3 separate regions of the Homo sapiens genome follow, and all the other regions are linked to region 1. The links are chromatin loops, found by intact Hi-C in ENCODE. Cell type or tissue: endothelial cell of umbilical vein. All regions are shown on one strand. Links, peaks and the distances in the headings refer to the core of each region. The heading gives the core; the rest is flanking DNA.

What was found. A loop is a pair of places that touch in the nucleus more often than their neighbours do. Peaks named below come from ENCODE experiments on the same cell type or tissue, not always from the same donor. Only the 100,000 strongest peaks of a DNase experiment are listed, where the experiment ranks them.
Region 2: a loop joins it to region 1, with 4 times the contacts of the local background. A loop is called at or near these places in 6 of 110 quality-filtered maps.
Region 3: a loop joins it to region 1, with 3 times the contacts of the local background. A loop is called at or near these places in 5 of 110 quality-filtered maps.

The regions. Positions count from the first base shown.
Region 1 is chr9:89,726,361-89,737,194 of GRCh38, forward strand. No RefSeq gene overlaps it. Among named protein-coding and RNA genes, the nearest start is that of LINC03062, 92 kb to the left of the region's middle. In endothelial cell of umbilical vein, for the core only: no CTCF peak of the experiment used is centred there; no DNase peak of the experiment used is centred there.
Region 2 is chr9:89,800,331-89,811,164 of GRCh38, forward strand. LOC107987032 (a long non-coding RNA gene) reads right to left here and starts at 2,883. Exons shown (of 2, transcript XR_001746572.1): 1 at 2,695-2,883; 2 at 1,397-2,236. In endothelial cell of umbilical vein, for the core only: CTCF peaks have their summits at 7,839 and 8,041; DNase peaks (open chromatin) are centred at 7,811 and 8,771; H3K27ac peaks cover 4,002 bases.
Region 3 is chr9:89,812,076-89,822,909 of GRCh38, forward strand. LOC101927823 (a long non-coding RNA gene) reads left to right here and starts at 5,768. Exons shown (of 2, transcript NR_188443.1): 1 at 5,768-5,849; 2 at 9,176-9,423. RefSeq lists enhancers at 3,877-3,986, 4,037-4,136. In endothelial cell of umbilical vein, for the core only: no CTCF peak of the experiment used is centred there; a DNase peak (open chromatin) is centred at 2,856; H3K27ac peaks cover 1,082 bases.

The DNA.
Region 1 (10,834 bases), core at 3,864-8,863:
AAAGACATACCCAAGAACAGATTATTTATTTATTTATTTATTTATTGAGACAGAGTCTCGCTCTGTCACCCAGGCTGGAGTCCAGTGGTGCGATCTTGGCTCACTGCAAGCTCCACCTCCCTGGTTCACACCATTCTCCCGCCTCAGCCTCCCGAGTAGCTGGGACTACAGGCACCCACCACCATGCACGGCTAATTTTTTGTATTTTTAGTAGAGACGGGGTTTCACCGTGTTAGCCAGGATGGTCTCGATCTCCTGACCTCGTGATCCGCCCGCCTTGGCCTCCCAAAGTGCTGGGATTACAGGCGTGAGCCACCACGCCTGGCAAGAATAGGTAATTTATAAAGGAAAGAGGTTTAATTGACTCACAGTTCCACATTGCTGGGGAGGCCTTGCAATCATGGTGGAAGGCGAATGAGGAGCAAAGTCACATCTTAGATGGCGGCAGGCAAGAGAGCTTGTGCAGGGGAACTCCCATTTATAAAACCATCAGATCTGGTGAGGCTTTTTCACTACCGAGAACAGTATGGGGGAAACCACCCCCATGATTCAATTACCTCCACCTGGCCCCACCCTTGACATGTGGGGATTATTACCACTGAAGGTGAGATTTGGGTGGGGACACAGCCAAACCATATCAATAGGCTCATCTGCAGGCTTGGGACTAGGTTAGGCTACTTGGTTCTTGGGGCTTCCAGGTTCCTGCCACTTGAAGGTTGTAGGGGAGGGGGTTCTTTCCTCTCATATCCCCACCTCTTCTCCCTGGTGACCCAAACCAGGGCACACAGCCTAGGGCTGTCTCTGTTCTCCACCTCTCAGCCATGGGACCCAGACTCTAGTTTCTCTCCCTGTCTGAGACATGTAACTTCATTCCCATCATGGGCTGAATCTTCAGAACATGAAAACCCGTTTATATTATACACTGCTTTCAGGCCAGCCCCTTCTCCTGGCAATTTCTTTCTTTTGGAGGTCTTAGGCACAAAAAGCTGGAACAAGTGAGTGGCTATATATTTTATTCTCATGCCTCCCCCTGAGTCATGGAAAACTTTTGCTTGAAAACTCCAGAGTTTCTCTTGCTAAAAGCAGGAAAAAAGAAAGGCAAAATACAAATTACATATTCAGTCAGTCACCTTGTTATATATTTATTAACAAAAAACAAAAAAGCCACCCTCCTCAACCCACACATTTTAAATAAGTGGGAAAAGATCTGAGAGGATTCACACCAGAGTGCTACCAGGAGTGACCACAGGCTGGCAGGGGGGTGTGGAGGGGAGATGGGGTGATTATAAGGGAGACGTCTTTTTTGCTGTGTAAATTTAACATTTGATGTTTTACAAGCATGCATTACTTTTGCAGTTTAAAAAGTCAATAAAATCCATAGATTTGTAAGCACTTACGAGTTTACCTAGTGTTTTAAATTCAGTAAGTACTGTGTTTGTTAAACACCTACCATGCACAGTACTAGTCTAGATGCTGGGAACGCAGTATAAATGAAGCAGTGTCAGCAAAGCCCCGTCTTCCTGATGCTTCCACCATACACACACATAGATTTTTCTACTGATTTTTTCCAAGAGGAAAAACCAGAATTATTGTCTTTTTAATATTTTATTTTATTTTAATTTTAGCTAAAGATTCACATCTATAAGGATTGGTAGAGTATACAAAATTTTGTCTGGATGTGGCGGCTCACACCTATAATCCCAGTCTTTAGGAGGCAGGTGGATCTCTTGAGCCCAGGAGTTCTAGACCAGCCTGGGCAACATGGAAAAACCCCGTCTCTACAAAATATAAAAAACAAAAATTAGCCAGGCATAGTAGCTCATGCCTGTGGTCCCAGCTACTCAGGTGACTGAGGCAGTAGAATGCTTGAACCTAGGAGGCGGAGGCTGCAGTAAACTGAGACTGCACCACTGCACTCAGCCTAGGTGATAAAGCAAGACCCTGTCTCTAAATAAATACATAAATACATAAACAAAGTTTTATGACATCTGCAACAATTTTAATGAGCTGCTCAAATAATTGTGGCTTCTGTGGTGACAAAATCACAGCTATCCCAAATCCTACTGTGAAGGTACTTAAAATCACAGTGAAGACAAGGCTCAATTCCAATTAGAGGGTGGTTGGAAATAAAGATGGAATTCTTTCCCCATTCAAGTTCTCAGACTCTTTGACTTCCATCCACAGACTCCTTGGATAAATTCTTTCGAGTGAATTTGTGACTTTGGTGAATTACTCCAGGGTGGAGTTTGGTGAGCTAATTTTTATAAAATTAAACAGGAAGGTATATATACACTGAGATGGGTTTTGAAAAATTAGTGCTGCCAAAGTCAAGGTGAATAGAAGAGACACTGCCTAAAAAAGTCATCATCTTCATGTGCTCCCCAGAGGACATGGTGAAGGACTCTTCAAACCCCTCTGGAAGGCCAAGGAGGGGAAGAAGGGAGAGGAAATTGCCTTGGAGCTGCCGGGAAGGCTGTAGGAGGGTGCTGGTGTCTCCTGGGGCCCTGCAGCCCCTCCCTGCAGTAATTTAGGGAAACAGGACATGTTGGTTCCCCACAATTCCTGGACCACAGCAAAGCTTTGTCCCTGGAAGTCCCCTCCTCATCCCACTCTCACTAAGCCTCCTCCCTTCAAAGGAAGAACAGCTTCTGTCTCTGAAGAAACCTTCAAAGGAGGGGGACAGAGCAGGGGCCCTTTCCATGGGGTGAGGGAGCTCGCAGCTCACCCCTGGGCCTGTCCCCATAGCTTCCGCAGACTGGGAGGGAGGAATGTGGCCCATCCTTCTAAGATATTGATGGGATGAATAGACCTTTTGAAAAGTCAGGGTGGAGAGTCTGGTCCTGGGGAGTTTTAATTACATCACCCTCGTTATCAGTCTTTGCCTTGACATGGAATTTTTTGTTGCAAGAAGGGAAGGAGGCAGTGCAGGGCCAGGTGGGGCTGCCCAAGGGTGTTGTGAGGCTCAGATAGTGCCTGGAGAGCCCTCCTGGCGCTTGGGACTGATGAGCTCACCACAAGAAGGGCCATGACCTCATGACTGCGGGACATTGTTTTTTTTTTGGCCTCTGGAATTGCCAAGATTAGCTACATGTATATATTATTTTCTTCAGGAACCATAGGCATTCCTGAGATAGGAGGATTCTGTACATTTGCAAACCTGTAGGGTTTGAGACTCACAGTGACAATCCCCAGCTTCTAGGGCTGTCATGAAAATGGCATGGGATGCTGACCCACATGGGGTGCTGTGCATGACACACTTTGCTGTTATCCACTAAAGCTCCCCTCTGCCTGCCCACTAATCAAAGGGGTTTAAAGGTTTGAAGCCTGGCTCATGTAAAAGCTGTGACTCAAACTTCAGGATTGGGTGTTAAAATGGAGGTTACTATGCGCCACTTCCTAACAATTCTAATACAGGACTCGTGTGTGTGTGTGTGTGTGTGTGTGTGTGTGTGTGGTGGAGAGGGTGTATAATGTGTGCTGTGTGTGGGGTATATAGCTTGTATGGTGCATATAATGTGCGTTTCTGTGTTTCTGTGGTGTGTGTGTAGTTTGTGTTGTGTGTATGTGTGTGTGGGTGTGTATACTGTGTGGGGTGTATAGTTTTTGTGGTGTGTGTAATGTGTGTAGTTGTGAGTGTGTGTTCGTAGTTTGTGCTGTGTGTATGTGTGTGTAGGGTGTATATTGTGTGTGGTGTATAGTGTGTGTATGTATGTGTGGTGTGTGTGTAATTTGTGCTGTATGTATGTGTGTGTGGGATGTATGTGTATATGTATGGTGTGTGTATGCGTGTGTGGAGTGTACTTGTGTGGGTTTGTGTGGTGTGTATGGTGTGTGTGTGGTATATGGTGTGGGGGGGCATGTGTAGGTGGCATACAGTGTGTGTGAGATGTACAGTGAGTCGTGTGTGTGTTGTGTGTAGGTGGGGTGTGTGCTGTGTGTGGTGTGTGTGGGTTTACAGTGTGCGTGGTCTGTATGTGTATGGTATGTGTATGATGTGTGTATGGTGTGTGTCTGGTATGTGAATGGGGTGTGTGCTGTGTGTGCTGCATGTGGGTTTACAGTGTGCGTGGTTTGTGTGTGTATGGTATGTGTATGATGTGTGTATGGTGCATGAATGGGGTGTGTGTGTGTGTGTGAGTGTGTATGCAGGGCAGGGAGGAGCCAGGAATCTTCATGATTCCCCAGTGGTTCTGCTGCAGATGTTGCAGAGATCATACTGCCTCCAAACCCTGGATCAGGGCTAGCCCAGGTATATTTTTATTTGCAGGTTGTATACTAAATACAGTTAAACAGTGGGGAGAACAAAACCAGCCTGGATAGTGTCTAAAAAAAATAAATCCCACGTACCATAGGATGTTAGATTTTAGTAAACTTCGTCCGTCCTGCTTCCTGCAGTCTCGTGAGAAGGCCGGGACACCAGGCTTCCAGCTTGAGTGTGTTTACCCAGCGAGCTGGGGGTGGTGGAGCGGCGGAGCTGGTGGCTCTGTCCCGCCTCTGTGGCTGGGGCCCAGTGTCAGTGGGCAGCATGCTTTCTGGCCTCCACCTGCCTTTCGGTCAACATTGGAACACGTGTCTCCTGCTGCTCTGTGGTGCGGCCTGTGGGCGGCGTGGGAGGTCCTAGGTGAGCTAAGTAGCGGCCAGTCTCGGTGCCCTTGGTGAGCTCTGCCCTCCGGTTGTGTCAATAACTCCATCTCTAGTTTGGCTCAAGAAATGTTTCTAGTTAATTTATAAAACAACGTGTCCCCCTTTGACTCTTGCAAGTAGCTGAATTCTGTTACCTAGCCAAATTATTTTAGTCTAAGAAAATTCCAGTTGTAGGTGCTTTAAAGATTTTGGTCTGTGGAAATTCATGGTATAATATTTGAGTGTGGTGCATGTGGGTCCTGGCTCAAGACCTTCATATGAGAGATGATCTTTTTCGTTATGATATATATATATATCCATCCAACTATCTATCTGTGTATGTGTCATATATACCATATTACCCAGTTGGAAATAAATAGAATAACCTGATCTTTCTCCCCACCCACATTTTCCTTTCATTTTCTCCTGAAGATGTCTTCTTCAAGTGTGAAGTACTTCTCAACAATCTCTCCAATCTTATGATTAACGCTTAGTAATAGAGCTCCCTTTTTAGCAGCCTGTGGTGTATTTGACCAACCTGATCTCTTCCCTAACATGGCTCTTGCCTTTTGGTGCCCACTCAGCTGCGTTACCTGCATTACCTGCATTACCTGGAGCATGTCCAGTTGCCCTGGTCCCAGAGGAGCTGTCCTGGCTTTTGCCTATTCTGTGTTGCTGAGGCTTCCTGCCCTCCGTGCCACCTTTTGCGTGGCTGCTTTCTTGCCAGCTCAGCACCTTCATAGCTGCATGCCACCCCGCCAGCTCCCTCTCTGGATCATCTCTCTCTATAAGGAGATTACAACTCTCAGGAAGGAACAGGTTTCCCCCTTCCCTCCTGCTGCCCCTAGTGCCTCTAGGTCTCACCCTAATGTGGATACGGCATCTCCAGCAGGCTGGGCAGGAGGCTGCTCAGCCCAGTGTTCTCTGTATGGATGGCAACCATACAGGACAAAGTGACAGAATGGTGCATTCATCTGAGAGCCCCAAGGGCCTGCTTGATCAACCATTCCTGTCACTTTCAAACTCCAGTTTACCAGTGGAAGCAGTCTAAATGCCATTGTGCACAACAGATAAAGGCAGGGCTGGTCTGGATGAAAGAGAGGCCGGTCTCAAGGTCCCCAGCTTGGGTGGTGGGCTCCTTTACATTCTCACAGCCCCCCGTAGCATCTCCTAGGCAGTTTCAGAAACCCCCCTGGGACTTGGGGACAATCAGGTGTGGAGTCTCAGGACTTTGTCTCTAATCATTCTACAAAAGAGCTCAGGATTTTTGTTTCCTTCTGGGGATTAAGGAAGCAACATTTGGATAAGATTTTAGTTGGAGAGGAAAGAACCCTTTAGTAAAAATATATTTTGTGTTCCCCCTTCCTCTTCTCAGTGCTTTCAGGGAAAGTTGAAAAGGAAGCAATAATTTTCTATTTTTGATGAGCAACTTTTACTGTGCAGGTGGAGGAAGGACTCTGCCCAGGAACTAGGCAAGTATGTAAACAAACTGTCCTGGGCTATAAATAATTCCTTTCCTGTCATGACTCAGGGGGGTTGCGGACAAGCCTCCTTGAACAATTCAGAGATTTACAAATCCCACTTTTGTTATAGAAACATTGCAAAAGTAGCTTGTAATTATTTATCCTCTTTTTAAAAAATTTAGCCTTTGGGAGAGAATGGGCCATGTTTTCTCTGATGGGGCATCCTCATCCACATCAGTCTGCTCTGGAACATTGTATGTCAGTCTGTTCTTGGAATCCAGATGTGGAGTGCATGGAAACCCGTCCAGCTGGGCAAGCCCAAGGTCATGGACACGCGGGGTCTAGCTTTTAGAGTCTGAATGCTCTGCCCTGACCCCCACACAGCACACACAGCTTGTTTACTGGCAGGTGTGACCAACAATAACAGGAAAAATGACCCTCTCTTCTGAAAATCACGATTATTAATGGGGAAAGGGTGTATTATGTGGCTGCAATGTGTACTTGCCTAGAAATTTTAAATTGAAGGAAGAATCATAGGAAAAATTCTTTTTCCCCTCCATGAATCAATTTTTGGGAATTCATTTTCCAGATAATTCTGCTGTCCTTGGGGCTTTTGGAACAAGGAGAGTATTTAGTGCTTTCCAAGGGCTTTTCTCTCCTCCCCTGGCTGTGGTCCACATTCTGTTCAGGTTCCCTTTCACTGGCTCTACACAGAGCAGAGGAGGCTTGGAGGTGGGCTCAGATGGGGCTGCGGGCCTCATACCAAGGACACTCCATGTCAGGAGCTGACCCTGGGGCAGAGACTGTCAGGTGGGCTTGGAAAAGAATGTCTGGCTGCAGAGGAGCTTTGTGAAGTTTCCTTCCGACACTTTGGTGGAGGTCGGGTCCTAATGGCCTGTGCGGGGATGCCCCTGGACCTGCGGTCTGTCTGGGTCTGAAGGTCATGGACAAGTTGAACCTACCGTCCTTGCCTCCTGGCCCCTTGCTGATGAAGTGAAGAGGGGAGGACCCCACAGTCTCTTCTATCACTCTCCCTTTTTCTTCCCTTCTTTCCTTCTTCCCTCTTCATTTCCTTCCTTCTCCTCCTCTTCCTCTTCTTTCTCATATCCAGACAAAGGTGCATGCACACAATGGGATGCCCAGTCTTGGGTGTCTCCACGGAACCAGGTCCAGAAGCAAATGCTGCAGACTATGTCATCCTGCTTGGGGACATGGAAAAAGACACCACACGGTCTGGCAAGACCACGGATAAAATCCAGGGGATTTGTGAACATATATGAGGAAAGATTCTATCTTGGTTTTCACTAACATCTAACTGCACTTCAGCATTTCCATCCCCTGTATTGATGGCACCTCTGACCTCTGGTAGAAGCACAGCTAATGTTCTTTCAGGGTGGTTGTTGCAAACGTCTTGATAGTTCATGTATGCTCAGCACTACTTCAATAGGGCAGTGTATAGATTACTGCTATTTAGTGTCTTAATGAAGAAGAACACACCAAAGTTTTAAGAAACATTTTTTATAGTGCAAGTTTACTGTACAGGCATACCTTGGACACATTGTGAGTTTGGTTCCAGACCACCGTGATAAAATGAATATTGCAATAGAGTGGGTCACATGGATTTTTTGGTTTTCTAGTGCGTATAAAAGTTACGTTTGCCGAGTGCAGTGGCTCACGTCTGTAATCCCAGCACTCCCAGAGGCTGAGGCGGGCGGATCACTTGAGGTCAGGAGTCCAAGACCAGCATGGCCAACATGGTGAAACCCCATCTCTACTAAAAATACAAAAATTAGCCAAGCATGGTGGCAGGCGCCTGCAATCCCAGCTGCTCGGGAGGCTGAGGCAGGAGAATCGCTTGAACCTGGGAGGTGGAAGTTGCAGTGAGCCGAGATCACACCATTGCACTCCAGCCTGGGCATTGCAGTGAGACTCCGTCTCAAAAAAAAAAAAAAAAAAGAAAAGAAAAAAGGTTTGTTTACACTATACTGTAGTCTACTAAATGTGGAATGCTATTAAGTCTAAAAAAGTACATAGCTGAATAAAAAATACTTTATTGTTAAAAAATGCTAATGATTATCTGAGCCTTTTGCGAGTTGTAATCTCTTTGCTGGCGGAGGGTCTTGCCTGGATATTGATGGCTGCTGAATGATCAGAGTGGTGCAGCATTCCTGTGACGAGGTCACTGCAGCTGGTGGACCTGGAGGGCAAACACACATGAGGTCACTGCTGCGTGGCTGCCAGGAGCAGTGGAGAGGGCTGCAAGCGCCCTGGCAAGGGCCCTGGGGAAGTCAGCATTCCCAGGCATACCCGTTCCCTTGACAGTTGTGATTTTAGTTTCCGTAAAGAAGAATACTTCTAGTCATAGTCACTTTAGACATTATTACGGTTTTAAAATTTCATAATCAGAATGTGCAATACAGAAACACCGGACGCTTTCATGGAAACAGCAAGAGCAGAAGCAGCTCCACCTATTAACAACCTCCCTGGCTGATGCAAAGCCGGTGTTGGGAAGCCATTGGCAAACGCTGTCAATTTTGTTAGTTTCCTATTTTTCCTTTGGTTCCCTTTTGTGATTTTCTAAGCCTGATAGCTTCTTCGGAGGCATAGCAAACAAGTAAGGGTTTCTTAAACTGCATATGCCCAATAACAGGCCAGCGTGGGCACTGAAGCCCTCTGTCACAATGTCTGTTGCTCTGGCCTGGGCTTTAGCACTGCTGCTCAGAGTCAGCTTTCTTACTTTTCGTTTTGGAGATGGTCTTGTCTTTGGTGATCTGTTTAGACATTCTGGATAGTTATCTGGCCCAGATTTTGTGGTCAAGACTCCATCCACCTGTGAGCCCAGCAGGGGCCCAGAAGCATTCATATGTGTCCGTTTTTAACACGCCGAGATCCACGTTGCTTATGCTCAAAAGACAAAACTCGTATTCAGTTTAGTGGATATTCAGCCTTTCTTCGTGCTTCAGAGACATTTCTGACTATAGTGAAATGGACCTAAAGATCCTGTGGGACGAGGCAGCTCCTTACAGACCAAAAACAGGGAAGAAAGGTGAGGGCAGGGCTTGGGTCTGGCTCTGGGGTCCTGGCAACCCTTTTAAGTGGGACACGCAGGGATGGAGAAGGATGTGGTAGGAACACCCAGCTAGGCTTGCGTTGTAGGAATATCCGTTCTGGTCCAGCACAGTCTAGCAAGCCTGCAAACCACTAGGAAAAGCCTGAATGCAACTTGGGCCATATCTGCTGTGACACTGGGCAGTACAATGGCAGTGGCTGGCAAGGTGTGGGTTGGCCAGGTTGGTATCTAGGTATCTTCAGAGGCCCTGCTCATTCCGGAGAGATCCCTGAAAACTCCCAGTCTTTACTGGGACCTGGAGGTTTTAGGGGTTACATGAACTAGAAAGAGCCTGGGTGTGGTGCAGAATGATACCAATCTAGCTAGGCTGCAATGACATTTTTCCAGAAGGCCCTGGAATATTAGTTTTCTACTGCTGCAAGACAAACTAAATAGGGTAAAACAGCACCCACAGTTTCTACACATCTAGATCCCAGGCACGGCTTGACTCGGTCTTCTGCTTAGGGTCTCCCAAGGCTGCAAAACAGGTGTCACAGGGCTGAGGTCTCATCTGGAGGCTGGAGGTTCAACTGGGAAAGAATCTGCTTCCAAGCTCACTCAGGTTGCTGACAGAGTTCACCTCCTCTTGCTGCCAGACTGAGGTCCCCACACTCTTGCTGGCTGTCAGCAGGGGCTGCTCTCGGTTCCTTAGGTCTCCGCAGGTCCTTGTCCCATGGCCCTCTCACATCATGGCAGCTCTTTCTGCAAAGCCAGTGATGGGGAGAAAGTCTCTCATGTCAGAAAGGGCCCTGATCCTTCTCTTGAGCACTTTCATCTATTAAGTCAGGCCCTCCCAGAATAATCTCCTTTTTGATAACTCAAAACCGGCTGATTTGGGACTTTCATGACAACCGAGGACTGCCTTAATGGTTGCCATATACTATTGGTTAGATGCAGATCTCAGGTTCTGCCTGCCCTCAGGGAAAGGGGCCGACAAAGACATGGGCCCAAGGAGGCACGAATTATCGAGGGGTCCCAGGCCTGCGTGCCACACACAGGATTTGGGTGGCAGAACAGTGAAGCCTGAGCCTTTGCACTTGAGGCTGGTGAAGGGTGCTGGGTGTGCACTGTGTGCCAGTCTCCTCTCAGCTCCCACTGAGCTATTGACCTATAGCAACACTAGGCCCTACACTAGAGGCAAGGGCAGCAGCCTTGCAGAAACTCTTCCATTGGCTCCCGTCATTGTGAGAGCTCTGAGCACCGTGGTCTCTTGTCCCCACTAGTCTCCACCACTCTTAGTAGGTCTGTGTCTGAGTGAGTCATGCTGGATGCAGGGGGCCAGCGTCCAGGATGCTCAGACCTGGGGGCTGTGTCCTCATCCCATCAGCCCATGGCAGGAAGTCACTGCTGGTCCCTGCCTGTTTCAGGACATGGTTCTCCACCTTCTTTAGGGTTTTGCTGTTTGCAGTGAAGCACTTGCTAGGGAAACTGCATTTCCTATGCAAAGATGAAGTGTAGGGAGGGTCACACTGGGGAGAAGTGGCCACCCAGGCTGGCTTCAAAGCCCCCTTGATGACCACTAGCTGTGGCACCCCCTAAAGCACAAAAGGCTCAAGGAGAAGTCCCCCTTCCCCCAAGTCCTCCATTTATGGCACTTCAGCATCCAGAATTCCTGTGCCATCAGCTGGAAGGGAGCTTC
Region 2 (10,834 bases), core at 5,395-10,394, 76 kb after region 1:
TACGCCATCCCATCATTGTACTCTTCTGCGGCCATGGTCCTCAGGGATTTCAACCTGGCCAGGACCTGGGAGCCTTGAGAAGTCCAGTCGTTTTCAAAGGCCTGCGGGCCCCTGCAATCCTGGGCTGAATTCTGGGCTTCTGGATTAGCTCTCAGACCCCATTCCTCTCACCCTTGCTTCCTAAGGAAGTTTTGCCCATTTTTTGGCCAACATTGAGATCACATATTTGTACTTAGGCAAGTGACCTACTTGCATTTCACCATGAAGTCCGAATCCAACGATGGAAACTCAAGGCTTCCTTACTGCTTTCATTGTGCTATGCTGACTTGTAGGTAGAGAACTTTATTCATCCAAAAGTCCAAAGGTGTGTTAGGATTGTTCCAAAACTCTGTGTGATATCTGTTTGTCCAGAAAAAAAGAAAAACCCACACAAAAAGAAAGTATAATTCATCCTTCAGCATGGAGACCCTTGACCAGATCTCAATCTAGCAAAATCCACACTGTCCCCTTGACAGATGCTTTCATGAAGAGTCAGCTATCACAGCCTCAGCCCCCATGACCACTCAGACCAGACTGGAGTGGAGGTGGTGCTGGCCCTGCTGGCCTCTGGTTGTTCATGTTAAGTCTGCAGCCAGAGCTTTTTCTGTGTCAAAAAGTGTCTGCAAAATGACAGAGCCACCTTGTCACAGTGGCTCTTTCATTTTGCAGACACTTTTTGCCTTCTACAGATGCTGGTCATGCCTCAGTGGCAAGCAGGCAGAATTGCAGTCCAGAGCTGCCCCACAGAGTGTAGGGTGGGGGTGAGGTCAGATCTCAGCACTATGAAGACCACTCTGTGTTTACCCCATTTTCCTCCCATATAGTTGCTACTCATCAGGTTATATTTTTGACTTGAGAAAATTGTGCCTGTGAATTTCTTTCAATATCCTCATCTTAAACAAAATGGACTTCCAAAGCACCAGTCTAACTGGGGCCATTTTGAATTCAGACATGGTCAAAAAATCTGTCAAATAATGCACAAAATTCTATGTTTCTTGACTTTAAATCTCCACTCACCTGCCAAGGCCGCCCTAGAACATCTTAAAACAAGAAGTTGTTTCTTAGGGCCAGATCCATTTATAACATCTGCAGACAGGGGAGAGAGACATCCTGATCCTATAGCCTCTTCCTTTTTCCTTCTCCCACGTGAGCCTGATGGGTTAGCCTCGTGACTAATATTTGTTACAAATTCCCCACTTGCTCTTTAACCAGTGATAATGCACCAGCCTCCAATGGCAACAGATTGGGCACAGCATTACTTAATTGCTATCTCCTATTTTGGTTTAAAGTCTTCTGACTTCAACATTTAACAGTATTGGATATCAGCTGTGGAATATACCACCAAAGATAGACTATCTCGCAAAAATAATATGCCATGTATTTCAAAATCATAGCATTTGCTGTCAGCTCATATTTCTGGCCAAATATGGAAAGAAAGATACCCTTTGCCAAAGCCGTTTTGGACCTTTGAACAAGGCAGCTCTCTGTAACAATCCTTGGTGAGAACATGTTCTTCTGTGAGACTGCATGCCACATTTCATATTTGCGTAGGACTCTCATCCCCGCGACTGCTGAAGCACTTGGCATGGGTTCTCTCCAGTTTGCTCTGAGGTGGGAAGCTCAGCTAGGGTGGGTTTCCCATGAATGAGAGTTGGGAAAGCAGCTGTCTCAAAGCCAGAGTCGCGGACCTGGGGGAAGAAGGAAATAAGTGGCACTAGAATTAGAGACCAGGTCCTTTGTGTCCAATCCAGCAGCATTCTGCCTCTCTCTGGATGCCCTGAGTACATTTGTAGGTCTTCTGACTCCTGAGAATTAATGTGAGACTGGGTGGAATCAGGAATTAGCATCCACGCTTGATCGTAGAGCCTCGTCTGCAGGCCTGGGTGGTCACTACACATTTCTTTCCACTGGGCGATGCTGTGCTTTCTTTCAAAAGCTCATTAGAGATGCTCCCTCCCTTTGAAAGGCACAGAGATGTTTCATGTGCCATTTTCAATTTATCCAAGTTGCTACTCCAAAGAGGTGGAAATTACAAGAGGGTGTGCTTGTGAAACTGGAGGAGTCTCCCCGGCTGCAGCTCTGGGGACAGCATCTCACTGAGCTTGGGATGAAGTTGCTGGGCAGGACCAGACGATGGGATGCTGTTTTTCATTCTCGGTTTGGCTCTGCCTCTGAATGGTGGGGAGTACACCCTGTTCTGGGAGGAATAGGAAGGTCAATTTTAGTACTTTGATGTTGCTTTACAAAAGTGGAGGAAATCAAATACAGACTCCTGAAATATTAGCAACCCCAGGGTTTGTGTTGCATTTTCTAAGTTTTGGAAAAGATGATCCAGGAAGATGGGGGTCCTCCTTAAGCTGATGAATGTTACTCTGCTCTTCCCTTCTGCCTGCTTCTTACCACCCAGCATCTCCGCTGTCCTGAGGTTGGGCTGTCCTGGGAAGCTGTCTGCAGCTGGAGCTTTGAGTTGAGCTGGCTCCATGTGAGTGACGGAAACTCGGCTCTGGTTCCCTGGCCCAGGGCCCAGCTCCCCTTTCCCTCTCCCTGGGGCGCTGATGAAGTGAGGAGTGCGTGCATGAGCAGGCTGCTTGTGTGTCTGCTTACCTTGGCATCCAAAACACTCCAGCCCCATCTTCCCTGTGTGAAAATACTCACTACAAGCTTCTGCCTGTTTCCACTTTCAGTGCTTGCTCCCATCAACTTGCTTCTTCTTGGAAAGCTAGAATCCTGCAGCTGGATTGACCAGCACAAAGACCTTTGTGCTGGCTGAATAGCAAGGGACCTTCATGTGACTGGCAAGTGACTTGATTTCCCATGGGTTGCATCATGTTTTGGGGCACGAGGGAAGCATGGGACACTCCAAGGGGATTAGGTCCCTGGGGAAAAGTGCATACCGGTGGCTTTTGAGTCAATATTCTTTTAAGTTCGTGCCCAGTTTGCATCAGAGAAAAGGTTGTGCCCAAATGAAGATAGTCAGTGAACTTGTAGAATGTCACCAACCTGTCCAGGAGGTTGTACCCTCTAAGGCAGTCACAAGACTGCTGCGTGTTTGACATGATGGTTCAGGAAGGGGAGCCCCAACTGACCAGCATCAGGTTCTCTGTGGGTTGCTGAGTGGATGAAGCAATTAGGAGTAAGAGCACAGGAGCCTGGGGACAGGAAAGGCCACGCAGAAGCACTTCCTAGATGCGGTGGATAGATGCGGGCTCTGCCCATACTGTGGCCATAGTTGAGCAATGCCATGTGGCTATAGGGGCTTTCTTAAATTATAAACAGGTCTAACTAATATGGCTATATCTTCTTTTCAGAAGGGGCCACGGGGCCCTAGCCTCAGTCTACATCAGGTGCTGTCCAGGTGATATAGCACCGAGGAAAGAGAGCTCAGTCGCACTCCTGGCTCCCTGGGGACCATGGTAGCTCCAAAGGCTCCCTGTGGCTGGAGAGCTGTCTGTCCTCACCCCTTGTACAGCAGCACTTTTGACCCCTGAACCCATTGCTTTCATTTCTCTATTCCATTCATTTCAGTGTCTGCCTTGGTGAATTTGGGGTCAGCTGCCAAAATGATTGGAAGAGAAGCCAGTTGTTTTCACTAGGAGACAAGCATTAAAGAATAGACATCGTCTTTATCAACAGTTATTGTTTCTTTATCTTTACACTGGGGCAAGCGGTTTTATAATTATCCCTCTTAATCACACAACTGCCCTGTGCAGTAGGTATTCTTCTTAAACCCATTTAATGGATAAGCAAACTGAGACACAGAGAGATATGCAGCTCATTGGAGGTCTTTCTCACCACGAGTTCCTGGAAGAATCTGGATTACAATCTAGGTCACATTTCACGCATCACAGGCTGGGAGTAAGAGAAGAGATATAACTCCTAAATTCTGAGTAGCCCTTATGCATATGCCCTGTAACCAAAAGCAAAGCTCAAGCCTCCTTCCTGCGCATGTGGTACCTTGACGGTTCAGGGACGCTTCAAGGCACACCTCTGATCCCAGCAGCACAGACAGCACAGACCAGCCACCTAGAACTCCCTGTGAATAGAGATGACCTGTAGGTGTTCCCCTAATATTTGGAAATAAGTGAATGGCAACGAGAAAGGTGGTCCAAGGAATTTACTAAGCATGAAGAAGAACTTCCAGGGACATCCAAGGTCTTGCACACCTACCCTGACCCCATCCGGTGGTGTTAGGATCACAAAATAGAGACTTGTTATTTCAATGAGGATTCCAGGAGCTCCTGGGAAGTCTTTGCTGGTTCACAGATGTGTTTACACTCAGGATATTCTTTCAATGGCATATTTTTGAGTTACTTTCAACAAAAGGCATTAAAATGCAAGGGGTTTCTGCATAATTTTCAATTAAAAAGACAATGCATTGATCAGAGTCATCAGTGGTTTGCAACTGTTCTCGGGGAATGGGCTTTCTGGAAGGAAGCGTAGGAGGGAAGTGCAGATAATTTTGAGTATCACCTTTTCCAAAAAGTAGTGTGGCTGTGATGACGCTGTGGTTTCCTGTGAGCCCAGAATACAGTACCCCTGTGTTTGGCCTGCCAGGGCAGGTGAACATTCCCCAGGCTTGCTCTGTGTCACGGATACCCAGCTCACCAGATGGATGCAGTATGGTGGGTGCCCTGGTAGCCGAAGCTGGCTCTGATGCAAAGATCTGGTGCAGAATTTATAAAGCAATATCTCATTTCTGGTTGATGGTGACTCACTAGAGGTGTTGGAACATTTTTTTTTTCCTATTTCGTGTCAAAGATTCTTGGGATGAAATAAGTTAAAAAGATGTTTCTAGAAGACAAGTAAGTATCAAAAAATAAAAGGAGCTGAAACATCCACCAAAGTGAATATTAAGAGAAATTCGACACTCCAGAGATTGTGAATGTCCTTTTATCCTGGCCTAGATAATGAGGCATGCACAGGTAATACTGTGGGCTACTTGGTGCCATTAGAAGAAAATGCTGACTGAGCTTACAATCATGTCTTCAGTTCTATTTAGTCAGATCTTTTGGTTATTTCATTCGCATGCTGAAGTTCTGTTTCCTTGTCATTTGGAGATGTTTAACTGTGGCATATGTCAGAACCACAGGCAATTGAGAATAGATTAATCAATACCTCCATCAATGGACACTTGAAGAAGACACATAACTCAAACCTTATGTTAAATCTTAGAGGAAAAGTCAGGTTTTTATTGTAGTTCATTTTTTGGAGATGATTGCAAATTTAGTTATTTTGCATCTATTTTTAGGCAGAAATATTAACAGTTCAAGAAAAGCCAAGAGTTTTATCAGAATAAAAAAGGAGATTGTCTACCATGTAAAACCAGCTGCAAATCCACTGAGAATCACTCCTGGGCACCATCAGTGTGGGAGCTGCTTCCCTAAGAGCTGAGACTGCCAGCACGCGTGAAAATACCACCCAGCTCTTCCAAGACTGGCCCCATGCTGGCAGAAGCTAATGTGTGCAGCTCAATAGTATGATGTCAAGTCCAGATCTTGAAAGCAGACTGCCAAGTGAGCGAGGACACCTGCTTCAGTGGTAGGGTGAGGGAGGCTGCGAAATTCACCAAGAGGTAAACAGCAGCTGAGAAAGCCTTGGGAGACTGGGTGGGACTCAGATGACCAGAGAAAGCCTTTCCAGGAAGAAAGACTGAGGGAGGCAAAGTGACAAATGCATGAGCGAGTGGGGTCATGGCTGACCATGGGACTGCAAGATGACTAAGGCAGGGGCTCTGGGAGTCAGCACCAGAGAAGGAGTGGAAGGGGAGCGGCCTGTCAAAAGGCTTTGGAAACAGAACCCAGTTGTGGAAACTGAGGTGCATGAGTCCGGCATAGTTGTTTAGGAAGCGGCAAGTCTGGCTCTGAGGAATGACGTGGGAGCTCAGGTCATGACCGTGCAAAGAATAAGGAACCCAGAGACTGGGGTGACACTGCAGACGAAGGTGTCTGGATTGCTAGGGAGTCTGAAGATGGGTGGGTTCCAGGGGAGCCTGGGAACCCAAACTGTGCTCTTCCTTCTTCTTGGTCTCAGAAGAGTGAAGAACCAGAGGGAGTGGCAGAAGACTTTCATGTGAGAGACTCTGAGGTTGAGACTTGGACTTTATTGTACAATAGAGCATTTGGCTGGCCTTTGTCTCCGGTTCCTGGGAAGGACCCTCTAAATCCTTGGTATTTCCTGAGTGATAGGATGTCTTTGTTACTCATGGTAGGCCCCTGTGACCACACCAGAATTCATGCTAACAGGAAGACTCGGGATGGGGGCTGGTCACACCAGAAAGATCAACATGTGACTAGAGAGTTGGGGCTCTGAGCCCCTATAAGTCTGGCCTCGGGGAGGGGATGTGGCTGGAGATTGAGTTCAATCCCATAGCCATTGAATCAATGAAGCCTACATACTGAGACCCCAATAGGCACTCTGGACACCTGAAGTTCAGCTGAGCTTCCCTGGTTGGTCATACATCCATGTGCCAGGACAGTGACATATCCTGAGGACATGAAAACTTCATCCATATTTGGAACCCTCCTAAATCTCACCCTCTGTGTCTCACATTGCTTGCATGGTCCTGAGATGTATCCCTTAGAATTGTGAGTATAGAGCTCTCCTGACTTCTGTGAGTCATTCCAGTATGTGATTAAACCTGATGGGAACCCAGCATATGATTAACCCTGATGGGAATTTGTTACTAGCTGGGCAGAAGTGTAGGCGGTCTGTGGACCCTGAGTTCATGGCTGGTGTCTGAATTGAGACGCACTTGTGAAGAAGTGAGCCTTAAGCCGAGAATTGGACCTAAAGTCTGCATGGCAGTGTCAGGGTGGCATGGCATCCTTTTGGCCTCAATGTGACCATGTCTCAGTCCTGACCTGGTGCTCCTCATTGAATCAGAACCCATGGGAAGCCCAAGTGAGGAGATGTACCCTCGTGCGGGGGCTTCCTCCGGGTCAAGCATCCTTGGTCATAAAGTATACCTTCAAATGCCCTTTGTCAGGTCACTTACAGGTCTTCCAAGGTTAAAATATTTGATAGTGACACTAAATACTAACGTTAAGAGAAAACACTGTCACTGATAGACATCTATCTATAAGATCTTGATGAGTCCAGCATTCTAGGATCAGGGACCATGTGGCATTTGGCACAGAGTTTAGTGTGGCCTTGTCTGTCCCCGGGGAATTTATTTTCTTCTCTGCAAGTTTCTTCTGAACTGTGTTTATATCTGTGTTAGAACACTAGTCACAAGTAAATGCACATCCTTCTTCTCTTATGGACTGCTTTTGTGGGCAGAGGAGGGCAGGTCTTTATGTTTATACCCCTTGCAACATTTAGTGAATTGGATTTAGGAAGGGGTGGTTTGGTGAAGACTCCACAAAGAAAGCAGTAGGGCCAGAGAAAAAAAAAAGCCAGTACCACCTGGTAGAAATGGCACTGTGCAGTTCACTACCTTAATGTGTGCACAGAGTGGTGGTTCAATCCAGTTACCCCTGGATGACCTCAGCATTTCCCCAGCCCCAAGAGCATCAGTAAACCTGAAGCAAGTGAGGCTCAGGCCCTGAAAATCTCCCTCCGTGGTCTTGAGCCCTGGGTGTTTTTTTTTCTGCAACCTTCACTGGTGGGTCACTTCCTGGCAGAATAGCCATGGGGAATTCTTTGTCTCTCATTGTTGTTCAAAGTCCTTTAAAAAACAGAGTGTTTTCGCCCAACCCTGGGGTTCTGGATTCTGCTTGCCTGTATTTCTGTACCTAGTCAGCATCAGGCAGAAACTGACCATTCAGGAAGAGAGACAATCAGATGTAAATGTGTTTTCTGCTACTGCCTCTAGGGGAACGTTCTTAAATATTCTCAGCCAGATGACCTTCCCTCCCCTGCTGTTTATTGTTTTTCACTATCAAATGTTCCCCCAGCTGTGGCAGCTGGAGTTCAAAGCTGTCCACTTGCAACAGAGTGTCCTTGGTGGGTTTTCTGCAGTTGATTAATGCCTGACAGCATGTGGGTTCCTCCAGGCAGTGGCCCTCTGTTGGATTCTTCAAGGCAAATAAGAATCTGCCGGAAAGAAGGCATAAATCCTCCCTTGCACTGTGCTGTCAGCCGTTGAGTCTCGCAGGTTTGCTTCTGTAGAACCAGGAGAGTCAGGTCATTTGAGTGTTTGTGTGCCCAGGGTTATGCCTCTGTGATCCACCAACTGCGTCTCCAGTGCGGCCTGCACCATACAAGACAAAGACCTGGAGATGAGCCGTCCGGCTCCAGCCCCTGCCACTTCATTAAAGACTGTCAACAGCCTTGATCTATCTGTCTGTGTTACCTGATCCCGCACGCTGATGCGCGGTAAAGGACTCCCGTGCTGGAGACCATAGTGTAGGCTGTCAGAATGGAATTTTGAAATTGTGGCCAGACACAGCTCACTAAAAACTGTAATTAGTGGGTAGACAGAAAAGCCTCATCACCCAGGGCCTGGTTTTTTTGGATTGGTTGGGCCATGCCCATCACGCAGGGAACATTGCAGAGGCATGACTGGGGGCTTAGATCACGGCAGCCCACTTACCCCATACCCCATACCCAGTACATGCCCCACTGAGACGGCGACCATTAGAATGTCTGGAGAAACACGGAGGATGGTCATTGGGAGCAGCTCAGCTCCAGGTCGAGCTCCCATTGGCTGCAGAGGTAGCTGCCTCAGGCAGGCCCTTGTGCAGTGCGGCCTCTCTCCGTGGGTGATGCGTCTTTGTGATGAGCCATTTCCACCACGCAGACCTTGAGCACAGTGAAACAATAAGCCAGCGATTACTCAGTACAGCGCTCAGAGGAATTCCAGTTTACTATCAGCAGTCATTAGCCCAATCGGTAATGATTCAGAGAAGGGGGATATTGAAGGCACTGGCTATTTTTCTTCCTTTTTTTAAATTCCGGATATTAATCTTAGAGAAGCACAAAAAAGCAATCTCAAGAGAGGTCTCAGGTGAAGCAGTCTTTACTGAATAGAATCACAGAGACTGTCTTGACATAGAATTGGGCTTTGGAGAGACATTAAGCAAGGGTGACGGACACTGCAGCTGCATAGTGTTGATTGCAGGAGATCGATTGGACAGCCGGCTCTGCTTGTCTGCCATTGTGGTAGACTGTATTTTCCAAAGATGATCATACCTATCTAAAGCCCATCCTCCACTGGGTGCGGGGTGCTGTGTTCCCTTTTTTTGGACCTAGGCAGGCCTTTGTCATTGTTTGAATCAATACAATATGGCAGAGGTGGTGGTGTGTGCCTTTTGTAACCAGATCATCAAAGTCATTAGTTTCTGCTTTGGTCTCTTGTCTCTCTCACTCTTAAGACACTTGCTCTTAAAACCCAGCTGCTATCTTCTGAGGAAGCCCAGGGCACAAGGAGAGGCCACATGTGGGCATTCCAGCCAAAAACTGACAACAAGCATGGGCCACCAGATCTACAAGGAAACATCCTTCAGATGGTTCCTGTCTCTGCTTTGAGTCCCCCAGTGGAGGGACCAGATACCATGGAGCAAAGACAGGCCATCCTGCCACTCCCTGTCCCAATTCCTGACCCATAGGAACTGTGAGAGGTGATAAAAGACTATTGTTTTAAGCTATGAGTGTTGGGGAATGTGTTATGCGGAGCAGATAATAGATTCACCTGTCATATCTAGTGGGTGCTGATTGCCCATGTGCCTGAGCATAACCCCATCTCATATGTTTGCAAAGAACAATGCATGAACCCAGTGCATGGCAGGAATTCAGGGAGCAAAATGAACTTGATGGTTACCCAAGCAGGCAGCAGGAGCTTGGTTCCTGGGTGTGGCTTTTGCGCCCCTGGTTTTAGCTCCAGGGATATTCGTCAAAAGTGTTTAAGGCAAGAGTCAGCCCTGCCTCTGTAGAAATAACAAAGAAAAAACAAATGGCAGGGATAGACAACCCTAGTGGGAAAACACAGATATATGAGTTCCATAGTCACTCAGAGAAATGAAGGGATGAACAAAAGCCCTCATCATTCAAGTGACTTTTCCTAAACTCTAAATAAATCTCGGCTAAACACCCAGGTGTAGGGGCAGTATCCATCACATTCTCAAGGCAGTTGTTTTTTAATTTTTTTTTCCGGGATTAAGATAGAAAATGCTTCAGCTTTCCAAGGCAAAGCGTTGCTGCCTGCATTCTCTGTGTGTCATGTGGCCTCAAGCACACCAGGGGTTTTCCTGGAGTGTGTCCTGGCAGTGAAGAGGCACGCAAGGCATCTGATATCCCAGCACCCACAACTGAACATTTTTATGACATTCGCCCAGCTGTACCTTTATAAAGATATTATGCAGGTTCCGAGAGATTAAGCTTTCCTTCCCAACCAGCTGCTGTGGAATGATGCCCGGCATATGGAGGACAGATAGAATTTCCCACCCTGACATGTGCCGAGAAATTTGACTTTAAAAAGTGTTAATCAGTAGCTCAAATCATCAGCCATGCATGAGGGCAGGACAGCAGGAGTCTGGAAGCTAAATCCACAAATGCATGGGGCCATCCCTGGGTGATCCAGAGAAGGAAGTTCATCCATTCAGTCACATTGAGCATCTCCTGCCAAATGAGGGGTTCCCTGCTTGCTGTAGCTGCAGACCTGAGTTTGAATCCTATGGAGACCTGTTGCTTTGTTAGAAAGTAACAGAGATGTCTGGATGCAGGAATCCGGAGCCTGGTGCTGCCCCGCACTTCATAGGTGTGGTCTTGAACACACTTTTGCTCCCTTCTGGCACTGGGCCTCATCAGAGGGGCTCAGTGAAGTTTGGAGATTGAGTTTGTTTTTCATCTGGATGGA
Region 3 (10,834 bases), core at 734-5,733, 83 kb after region 1:
GGGGGGAATGGAGGCTGGGCTCAGCACCGCAGCCCCCATGCCCACCTGCACCCAGGCTCACTATGCAGACTGCTATGTGCGCTGCAGGAGCCAGACGGATGCTTTCTTGCAACAGGCTTGCTGCAGATGGTGTAACCCGTCTGAACGTTCATCTTGGTGGATGAGAGGCTTTCTCTGCACACAAAGCCTGAAAGAAGCCCCTCACTACCTCTCTCAACCATCTCCACTGGAGATGAAGCTTCTCAAGCCCGGGGAAGCCACGGAACCTTCCAGATACGGATGTCCCTTTTGTGGGGTACATTCTGCTCCACAACTGGACAGGAGGTTGAAGCCTCACTTGGCCTGGGGTGCTGACTTCCTCAGGGTCCAGGTGAAATGTAGGGAAGGGCCCTGAAAAGTTAGTGCTGAGAAAGAACTAGGGAGAAAATGTTTTGAACCTCAAGCCTTCCAAATCTTGTAAGAGGCTGGAATACATTTATGCAGAGTCACAGAGAAGTCTCCCAAGCCCAATCCAGGCCATCAGTGTTTTGTGTTCCATTAAGACTGGCACATTTGGAGAAGTGGCTGCTGAGCGTGTGGGTTACGGGGGTACAACTACCCTGGCATGTGGATGGCAGGTGGCCAGGTGGCTGGTGGAGCTGACCTCTGACCTCCAAGGTGTGGCTGAGCCCCACGAGCCAACACTGCCTTGAACCACAGCTACATCAGGTGGAAACACAGCTCAGAGCAGTACCTGGTCACACAAGCTCCAGGGCAGTCTTGAGGGAATGGTCTGGAAAGTTTGAATGCACGTGGCTGTGCCGGGGTAAGGTGACCATGGCGGTATGGCTGCAGCTCCTGGGAACTGCCTGGGGCCAGGAGCTTTGACAGGTGAAGCTGCTCCCTTAGCAGAGTGTATACCACCTGTAGATCCTGCTGCCACTCAGACGCCCAGTGAACCCCCCAGCCCTGCCCAGGGCATTGCATCTGGGGGCATCCCGTGACCTCTCACATACCTTGTATGATGGTTAATTTCGTGTTTCAACTTGGCTGGGCCACAGGGTACCCAGATATTTAGCCAAACATTATTCTGGGCATGTGCGTAGGGTGTTTCTGGATGACACTGGCATTTGAATTGGTGGACTTAGTAAAGCAGGGGGCCTCCCCAAGGACGAGACCTCATCCAGCTCACAGAGATCCTAAAGAGAGCAAAATGGCTGAGTAAGAGGGAATATCCACCTGACTGCATGATCTGAGACGTGGATCTTCCCCTGTCTTCGGACTCAAACTGAACATCAATTTCTTGAGTCTCAAGCTTGCCAGACTTCAGTCTGGAAGTTTGAAGGGATTTCCACCTTGAAAACAGCAGATCTGGGGAAGTGTCAGCCTTCCTACTCATGTGACCCAGCTCTTCTTTCCCTGTGTTTACACACCCACTGGTTCTGTTTCTCTGGTGGACCCTAAAGAATACACTCAGTATTCTCCGCCATTGAGAGGCATGGCCCTCACGCCTCCTTCCTGCTTGGACTTGAGATCAAAAGGCAGAACTACCACCTGCGTTAATGCATCAGGATGTGATGGTGCACAAGGGCTGGTCCTCTCCTTGAACTGCCACAGCACCTGATAGCAGGCACCAGCTTTACAGGGGAGGCTGCCGCAGACTTAGTGAACAGCGTGGTACCATGTGGCAGGAACCACTGTGGGTTTAAGGGCTTGCATACATTTCACATCTCAGCAAAGATGTCCACATTCTCTGATGACACCTAAGATTAGCTTGAAGTTCTTGGAAGAAGCCTCAAATATTATCACCTAATGAAGTTTAGATGTATTTTAGATGGAGAGTTGAGAGTCCTTTTACCCCTTACCTGATTTGAGTCCTGGATGATCTCAGCAACATTGTTTCCTGGGGGCCTGAAAAAAAAAAAGGGAAAGATTGAGGTGGACTAAATTTTTATATTTAAGAGGCGCTCATGCATAGTGTGAGTGTGAAACAAAAAAGCCTGTCTAAATAAGCAAATAAAACAGTGGAAATCCATTTTTTAAACCTGAATGCTGGGGCCTGGGCGTAGTGGACATAGCAGCATTAACATTTGGAAAGAATGCTTGAAAACCCTTTCAAAAGAAGCCACGTAAGAGGTGTGTGCATGCACACACACACAGCCTGTTGATGCAATTTATGTGTCCACATTTAATTTCTAAAAAACCTTCCAAATTTGCAAGCACACAATGCTGTAAGTCCTAGAGCTTCTAGGGAGCTCCCCTTGCAAATCCGATGCTGAGGATCAGGCTTTTTTTTTTTTTTTTTTTTTTTTTTTTTCAGAGTGCTTTTAGAACACCGTGTAGGACAGGATGTAGAAATGGGAAACTCACTGGTGTTCTGGCGATACCACAGCCAGACTAAACTGAGCAGAGAATCACCTGCTTGCAATGTAGAATTTCAGAGGGAAGGCAGAGAACAGGCTGGTCTCAGCCTGATGGGGTGATGGGGAATGGAGTACTGTGCACTCCAGTCCCCGCCTGCAGCCTGGTGCCAGCCAGCTAGGGGCAGAAGACAGCCCTGCACTCAGCTCATCCTCTCTGCTCCCAGCTGGGCTCTTAGTTCACACTGGCTGATCAAGAGCTAATATGTCTCCTTTCCCTGAAATATAATGAGGGAAATGTGACTTTGGCTTTGATTCTTCCCTTCCATCTACTTCCTCTAACCAACAACAAAGCTCCCATTTCACTAATGGTTCCTGATGTGATCCGAGCCCCACTAAATAGTTTATGAGAAATGGCTATTTTTATGTGAGCAGAAAAGAGCAGTTCCTGGAAAGCTGGGGCAGCCCTTCATGTCTGGGCTGATGAGATCATCAGTCTCAGGAAGCCGCTGCTCTGCCGGGGCCATTATTCACTATGAGTGCTCCTGTGTCCACGGAAGCCATCCATCCGGCCACCAGGAGACATGGCCTGGGAGCACTGCGTTGGAGAGAGGCTGACTTACCTAAAGTCCGCTTTCCCTGCTTTCCTTGTTGTGACATTTAAGAACAACGTCCTGAACGTGAGAGAATGGAGAAAGGAGACTTTAATGGGGGGTTACAACTGGTTCTAACTGGGGTCCCTGGATCAGGAATATCAGCATTGTTAGAAATGCACATTCTCAGGCCCCATGGGCAGCACCGTGTGGCTGCTAAGGGCAGGGTCTCTAAGCTGTACTGCCTCTGGGCTTGCAGCCTGGCCCTGTCCCTCATTAGCCAGAGGATCCTACTGTGCCTGTCTCCCTGCTGGCAGAACGGGCATCAAATCTCATCCCTCTGTCCAGTGTTGCTGCAAGGATTACACAGGCATCTATGTAAAGCCACTGCAGCAGGTACTGTGTATTAAGTGCTCAATAAAATGGTCAGCTGTCTTGTGATGTCAGAATGCCAACAGGGTAAGTGGCAGGGCCTGTTTCTTCTCAGGGAGGTCACAGTCTTGGGCACCTTCGTGTCCATGGAGATCCCAGGCCTGTGTGAGCTGCAGGTTCTGCCCTCAGAGAGGTGGCTCTAGAAAACAAGCCAAGCTGAGCTCGTAAATCTCCTCCCTAGAGGGGCACCTGCCACATTAGGAGGCGCTCTATTTATGCGTTCATATGAGAGTGCTAAAAGCTGCTCTCACTCCTCATCCATCCCAGTGGTACAGGCCGAACAGTGCCCTCTCAGAAAGGATCTGCTGAAGTCCTAACCTCCAGCACCTCAGGATGTGACCCTATTTGGACATAGGGTCTTAGCAGAGGTAACTGAGTTAAAACAAGACTGTTAGAGTGGGCTGTAAGCCAATCTGGCTGGACTGCCTGTAAGAAGGGGAGATTTGGTCATAGACAGGTACAGAGGGGCATTGGGAGGAGATGGCCGTCTCCAAGCTAGGAAGCCACTCCCCACCACACACCAGATCTGCTGGTACCCACCCTGGCCCCCCGGCCTCCTGCACTGTGAGAAGTGACTGCCTGCCGTCGAAGCCACCCAGTCCCTGGTGATGAGTCTGGCAGCCGAGCTGAGCGACACAGCTGGAAATTCCCCGGCCTTTCTTTCCTCTCACTTCTCTGTTCTGTTGCCAGTGACATCTGCTCTGATGATCTATGGCCATGTGACAAACCACCCCAAACTTTAGTGGCTTAAAACAATATTAATCAGTTATTTTGCCCAGGAATCTGCAGCTTGGGCAGGACTCAGCCTGAACAGCTCTCCCTGCTAGCCCCTTGCCTGCTGTGTCCACTAGACGGGATGGGCAGATCCACTTCCAGGATGGTGCGAGCAAGCTGCTGCTCTCTGTGGTGGGATTGGTGGGAGCTGTGGCTTCCCCTCAGCATGAAACTGGGCTCCAAGAGCACATCTAGGAGACAGGATGTGGAAGCTGTTCTTTCCTAAAGTCTGGACCTGCTCAGAAATTGGCATGGTGCCCCGCCCTCACCATGTTCTATTTGTAGACAAGTCATGGAGCCCAGATGCAAGGAGCAGCAGGGAGATAGACTGCACCTCTCATGAGTGAGAGCCAGGGAGTTCGGGGCATGTTGAAAACCACTACATATCACTGACGAGGTTTTTAGGTGTGAGTTCCTGAGAATGTCATCCTTTCTCTGCCCAATTTTCAGCTTAAATGACAACCCTATGAGCAGGTACGTGGTACCCACTTTGTGCTCTGGGCAGTGCTTTGCACTTTGAGATTAGGAGAGAGATGTGGTCCCGACCCCCACATCATTCAGTAGCAGGGCCCACAGCCATAGCTTTTAAGCTTGTCTCTGTTCAAACAACATCATGAAAGGCCAACATTAAACAGACAGGCAAGGTTGGGAGCGTGGCGCAAAGGGTGGCCTGCCTCCCTTCCAGCTTCTTTCTTCTACTACGACCCCCAGGGAACTGTAGGCACAAACACTAGGTTGATGAAAAGTTATGAGCATACAAGCTCAGAGATCGGGGTTGGAATACTTAATCCACAGCTTCTGAGGTGCCCCTTGAGCAAGTCACTGAACCACTCTGACCCTCAGTTTCCTCTCCTGTAAAACAGGGTAATAAAAATATCTCCCTTCCTTGTCCATCATGAAATGTAAGCACAACCTTATGTCAAAAGAATGGCATTTAAAGGCCCCTACTACCAAATTCTGAGCTTGGGTGAAACTGTGTTAGGCTTCCAGGAATGGGAAGATGCCTAGGCTGAAATCCAAGCTGGGCCCTGCAGGCTAGGAAGCTTAAATAAGGGGAGCAGGGAGGAGGAAAAACAGAGCAGACAGGAGGATCATCATCAGCAAGCAGTCACGTGGGCCAAAACGTGCTGTGGGCAGAGGTGGCAGCAATCAGGATGCCAGGCTTTCTGGACAGGGTGCCCGGGAGGGGAGTCTGGGGAGACGCCATTCAGAGTGGACACTGGGTTTGTGCGTACGTAATGCTCGACTTGATGGTGGCACACAGCAGAGGTCCCTGAAAGCGACATGGCAGGCACACAGGAGGTGGGGTCTGCCAGGAGCATTGGGGGCTTATCAGAGCAAGGCTTTAAAAGCATGCAGTCTGGCAGGGGTGGCCTTGATGATGCTTGGGAATGCAGAGGGAGGGTGATCTGGGAATACCTTCCAAAGAAATCAAGGCCAGAGCTTAATGTGGAAACAGAAGGAAGGAGGAGGAACTGGCTTTAGAGATAACAGGCTTTTCCTGAGCAAGAACCTAGAGGGATGACACAGGGGAGGGGTGGCTGGCCGGTGGGCCTGGAGCCAACTTTGAGGCCAGGGTGGAACACGTGCCTGAGACGAGGGTGGGCCGTCCCAGTGTCGGCTGCCTGCAGACATCAGAAATGTGGTTTTGAATCACAAGAAGAAATCAAGACTAATAGTGGAAAAGCCTGAAATGTCTTGCATAGAGCTGGTAGTTGAATTTCTAATTTTTTTTCACTATATCTCTAGAACTTAGTTTTTACAATTTCTCCAAAATATAGATTCTCTAGCAACCCTTCAGATGAAGATGGACCTGCAAATCCACAGCCCTTTTCAACCTCCAGGAACACCTGGCCACGCCTCCTAGAAGGCCTTTCCTGGTTTTCATATGTTTAGACTGCCATGGGATTTAGACATAGATGGGACTCTAAGAAGACTGCTGCTCTTCTCTTCTGCTCTTAGATAGGATTGATCAAATTGGGAGACTATGCTTTAGTAAATTTCATAGGTTAACCAACTTCCTCACCCAGAAGATGAAGGTCAACATCAACAGAGATAAGTCATGGCGGACAGTCAACATCAAGAGAGATAAGTCTTCACGTTATGTGATGAGAATCTATTTTTTGTTTGTTTGTTTGTTTTTGAGACGGAGTCTCGCTCTCTTGCCCAGGCTGGAGTGCAGTGGCATGATCTCCCCTCACTGCAACCTCTGCCTCCCAGGTTCAAGCGATTCTCCTGCCTCAGCCTCCCGAGTAGCTGGGACTGTAGGCGCCTGCCACCACGCCCGGCTAATTTTTTAATTTTTTTTATTTTTAGTAGAGATGGGGTTTCACTGAGTTAGCCAGGATGGTCTCAATCTCCTGACCTCATGATCCGCCCTCCTCGGCCTCCCAAAGTGCTTGGATTACAGGCGTGAGCCACTGCACCCGGCCATGAGAATCTTGTAAGCTGCGGTGATGGTGAAAAATATTTTATGTTTCAGCTAACCCCTTCTTGATGTATCTTTCTTTCTTCCTTCCTTCTTTCTTTCTTTCCTTCCTTCCTTCCTTCCTTCCTTCCTTCCTTCCTTCCTTCCTTCCTTCCTTCCTTCCTTCCCTCCCTCTCTCTCTTTCTTTCTTTCTTCTTTCTTTTCTTTCCTGGGTCTCACTTTTGTCACCCAAGCTGGAGTGGAGTGGTGAGATCTCAGCTCACTGCAACCTCTGCCTGCCAGCCTCTCGAGTAGATGAGATTACAGGCACCCACTACCACGCCTGGCTAATTTTTGTACTTTTAGTAGAGACGGAGTTTCACCAGGTTGGCCAAGCTGGTCTTGAACTCCTGACCTCAGGTGATCCACCCACCTCAGCCTCCTAAAGTGCTGGGATTACAGGCATGAGCCACCATGCCCGACCGATGTATTTTTCAAGTATATTTTCTTCTTGTCTTTGGTGGAGTTTTAAAAGACCTACAGCCATCTGTAGGTGTCACTTCCTTCTCCCTCTGAAGCTTCCAGATGCCTGCCCAACTCTGATGGAGGGTTGTATCAAATAGACTAGAGGTTACGGGTTTTGGGGAGGAGACCACAGAGATAAAGTGCCATTCTCATCACATAACATCAAGGTCACATACTATCAACACGACTTATCTCTGCTGATGTTGACCTTCATCTCCTGGTGAGAGAGTGTTTGTCAGCTTATTCCACTGTAAAGCTATTGAACCCCTTCCATTCCCATACTGTGCTTTATGGAATTTTGACCATATTTTGTGTGGAGCTGTTTGTTTTTCTTGTTATCGAGTTCTGAGTTCCTCATTTCACTGTCATTCTTTTAACAGTGTCTTTTGAAAAAGAGAGTTTTAATTCTGATGAAATCCAATTTGTTAACCTGATATCCAAGGTCACAAATGTTTTCTCCTGGAAGTGTTATCGTTTTAGGTTTTAAACTTAGGTCTGTCACTCATTTTGAGCTGATTTTTTCATGTAGTTCCAGGTATGGAGCAGATAGAAGCTCATTTGTGTGTGTGCACACATATGGATATTCAATTGTTCCAGCACCATTTGTTGAAAACTATCCTTTCTCCAATGACCTACTTTGCAGTTGCCGTTGTTGAGGCTTAGTTGTCTGTGTGTGTGAATTTCCTTCTGAACTCTGTTCTGTTCCATTGGTCTATCTGCTTTGATGCCAATATCACACTGTCTTGATTACTGTCGCTTTATAATAAGTCTTAAAACCAGATAATATTAGTCCTCCAACTTTGTTCTTCTTCTTCATACCTGATCGGCTAATTTAGACAATTTGCATTTCCATATAAATTTTAGAATCAGCTTGCCAATTTCTACAATATAGCCTGTTGGGATTTTCATTGGGATTGTGTTGAATCCACACAGTTTGATTTTGGGAGAATTGTCATGTTAGCAATATTAAATCTTCTGTCCCAAGAATCTGGGTATATTCCTCCATTTATTCTGGTCTTTAATTCCTCTCAGCAATATTTTAGAGCTTTCCCTGTTTTTAAAAAAATACCATGTATATGTATAAACTTCATAAAATAAAGTAAAAATATTAAAGAAGTGTTTACATAAAGAAAACTTGCTGGAAAAGCTTAACAGGTTCTGTGGGAGAAGCCACCCAAGATATTTAGCTATGACCGTATGGACGTGAGTGTATGTGCATGTGAGTGTGTATGTATGCAGGCAGGCATGTGTGAATGTGCATAGGTGTGTATGAGTATGTATTAGGAGTGTGTGTGTATGTGTGAATGTGAGACAGTGTGTATAAGTGTGAGTGTATATAAAGCAGTGTGTGATGTGTGTAGGTGTGAGTGTATGTGAAGCAGTGTGTGATGTGTGTAGGTGTGAGTGTATGTAAAGCAGTGTGTGATGTGTGTAGGTGTGAGTGTATGTGGGTGTGTGTAGGAATATGTGATGCATTAATGTATGTGTAGGTGTGAGCATGTGTGTGCAGGTGTGTGATGTGTTCTGTCATTTTAAGGGATATGGAAGGAAAGGAGGTCAATATGCTTGTTTTACCATCTTGATGTCATTTCTGAGTTGATTTTCCCTAAATAAAATCTATTTCCAGGAAGAGTTTGTGCTGGCATTCTCACCAGGCTGAACAACTCTAATTAATTGCTGGTCCTTCTCTGAGAGCATCTCCACACACAAGCTCACGGTTTGGGGGAGGAGGACAGCATGTCTGGGAGCCTGGGTTGTGGGCAGACCTTGCCTAGGTGGGGTGGGCTTCCTTTAAGAAAGAAAAAGGTCCCCCTGGGAAAGGACCTCCAGGCCCACTTAGGCAATCTTCTGGCCTCGGAGCCCTTTTTTCCTACAAGTGGAATGGCCTTGCATTCATTTTCTTATCGATCTTACATACTGTTCAATCCTTGTAACTGAAGTGGCTGTCCTGGGAGGAGAAACTCAAGTCTTCCTGAGAGATGGGTCATTTCTTGTCAGGAAATGTGAGGACTTGTTCTTCCTGCCCAGGCCCCTCAGAAGCACAATGCTTCTGGCGCAGGTGGTCTCCATCTCACCACTGAGAGTGCTTCTTCTTTTCATGGCAGGACTGTTTGCAGCTCAGGATGTTTGCCATCACAACGGCAGAGCCGCAGTTCACACCCAGGCACGTTCTCCCCAAGACCTGTGGCTGCAACCACTGCTATGCATGGAATGTGAGACGGACGGTGCTCGCCTAGCCAACAGTTGATGCTGAATACATCTTCATCTGTGTATTGACCATCTACCCTTTTCCCATGATTTGTTTGTCAAAATTCCTTGCTAATTTCCTTATTAAAAATGGTCAGTATTTTAATTCTCCTGATTCATGATAATTTCTTTGACAAGGAAATTAATACTTTGTTAAATGAGTACAAATATTTTTAAACAATCTGTTTTACTTTTAATCTTTGTTTATGGTGATATTTTGGGCATACAAAGGTCTTTAATATCCATGTTATTAAATTCACAAATATTTCCCTTTGTGGATTTTGGGTTTCAGTTTATAATTCTAAACATATTCTCCACTCCATGATTACAAAATAAAAATAAAACAACACTGGTATTTTAATCTACTACATTTATTGCTTTTACTTACAAATCTTTGTTTTAATTGGAGTTTATTTTGGTAAATGAAAGTGCATGAGGGGACAAGTTATTTTCTTCGATGTGGTTGAACAGGTGTTGTGAGAAGGTTCGGAGTCCGTCTTGCCATGGCTCCCCAAGCACACCGTCTTCCTCTACTTTTTATTTTGTTTCTGTGCTGTCTATTCTACTCCTTTGGAAAAAGCAGCACCCTGAGAATGGAGTGGACTTCGATGTGCTACCGTTGTTGGAACCTCCAAGCATGGATGGAGCCCTGCTGACTTTGGAGGCCTCAGTTCTCACCGATCTGCACCTCTTGCACCCTGTAATCACTTTCTTGGGGTAGTTTCTACCTGACCCTGACAACCTCTCATGCTCTCTATGTCCACAGCTAACCCTGTGTTTCTGCAACTCTGGCTGTGTATTGGGATCACCTGAAAGGTTTTAAACATGACTGCTGCCTGGGCCCCATCCCCAAATCCTTTTTTTTTTTTGAGACTGAATTTTGCTCTTGTAGCCCAGGCTGGAGTGCAATGGTGTGATCTTGTCTCACTGCAACTTCTGCCTCCTGGGTTCAAGTGATTCTCCTGCCCCAGACTCCCAAGTAGCTGGGACTACAGCCACCCACCAAGAAGCCCAGCTAATTTTTGTGTTTTTAGTAGAGACGGGGTTTCACCATGTTGGCCAGGCTGGTCTCAAACTCCTGACCTCAGGTGATCCACCTGCCTCGGCATCCCAAAGTGTTGGGATTACAGATGTGAGCCACTGCACCCGGACCAGAAATTCTTATATAGCCAGTCTGAGCTGTGTCCTGGGCATTGGCCACTCCTAAAATCTTCCCATGTGATGCTAACATTCAGCCAATTAGAGCCTAGAAAGACTTGAAGGATAAGTGCAAAGCCTACCCTATTCTGAACATGGGAGTTGGTTCCTTTCCCCAGTCATAGGAGGCTTATGAACACAAATACTTCCGTGGCATAAACTCAGCAATGTGAACCTCCCAGTAGTAGGGCTTTTCTAATTTCTTCCACTCTTGGGCAATGACTCTTCTACCAGCAGCAACTATGGTGAGCCCCCAGTATGGCTTCGTTCCCTAGAAGACCTACTGACCACATGATGGTAGGTCAATTATATTAGACTCT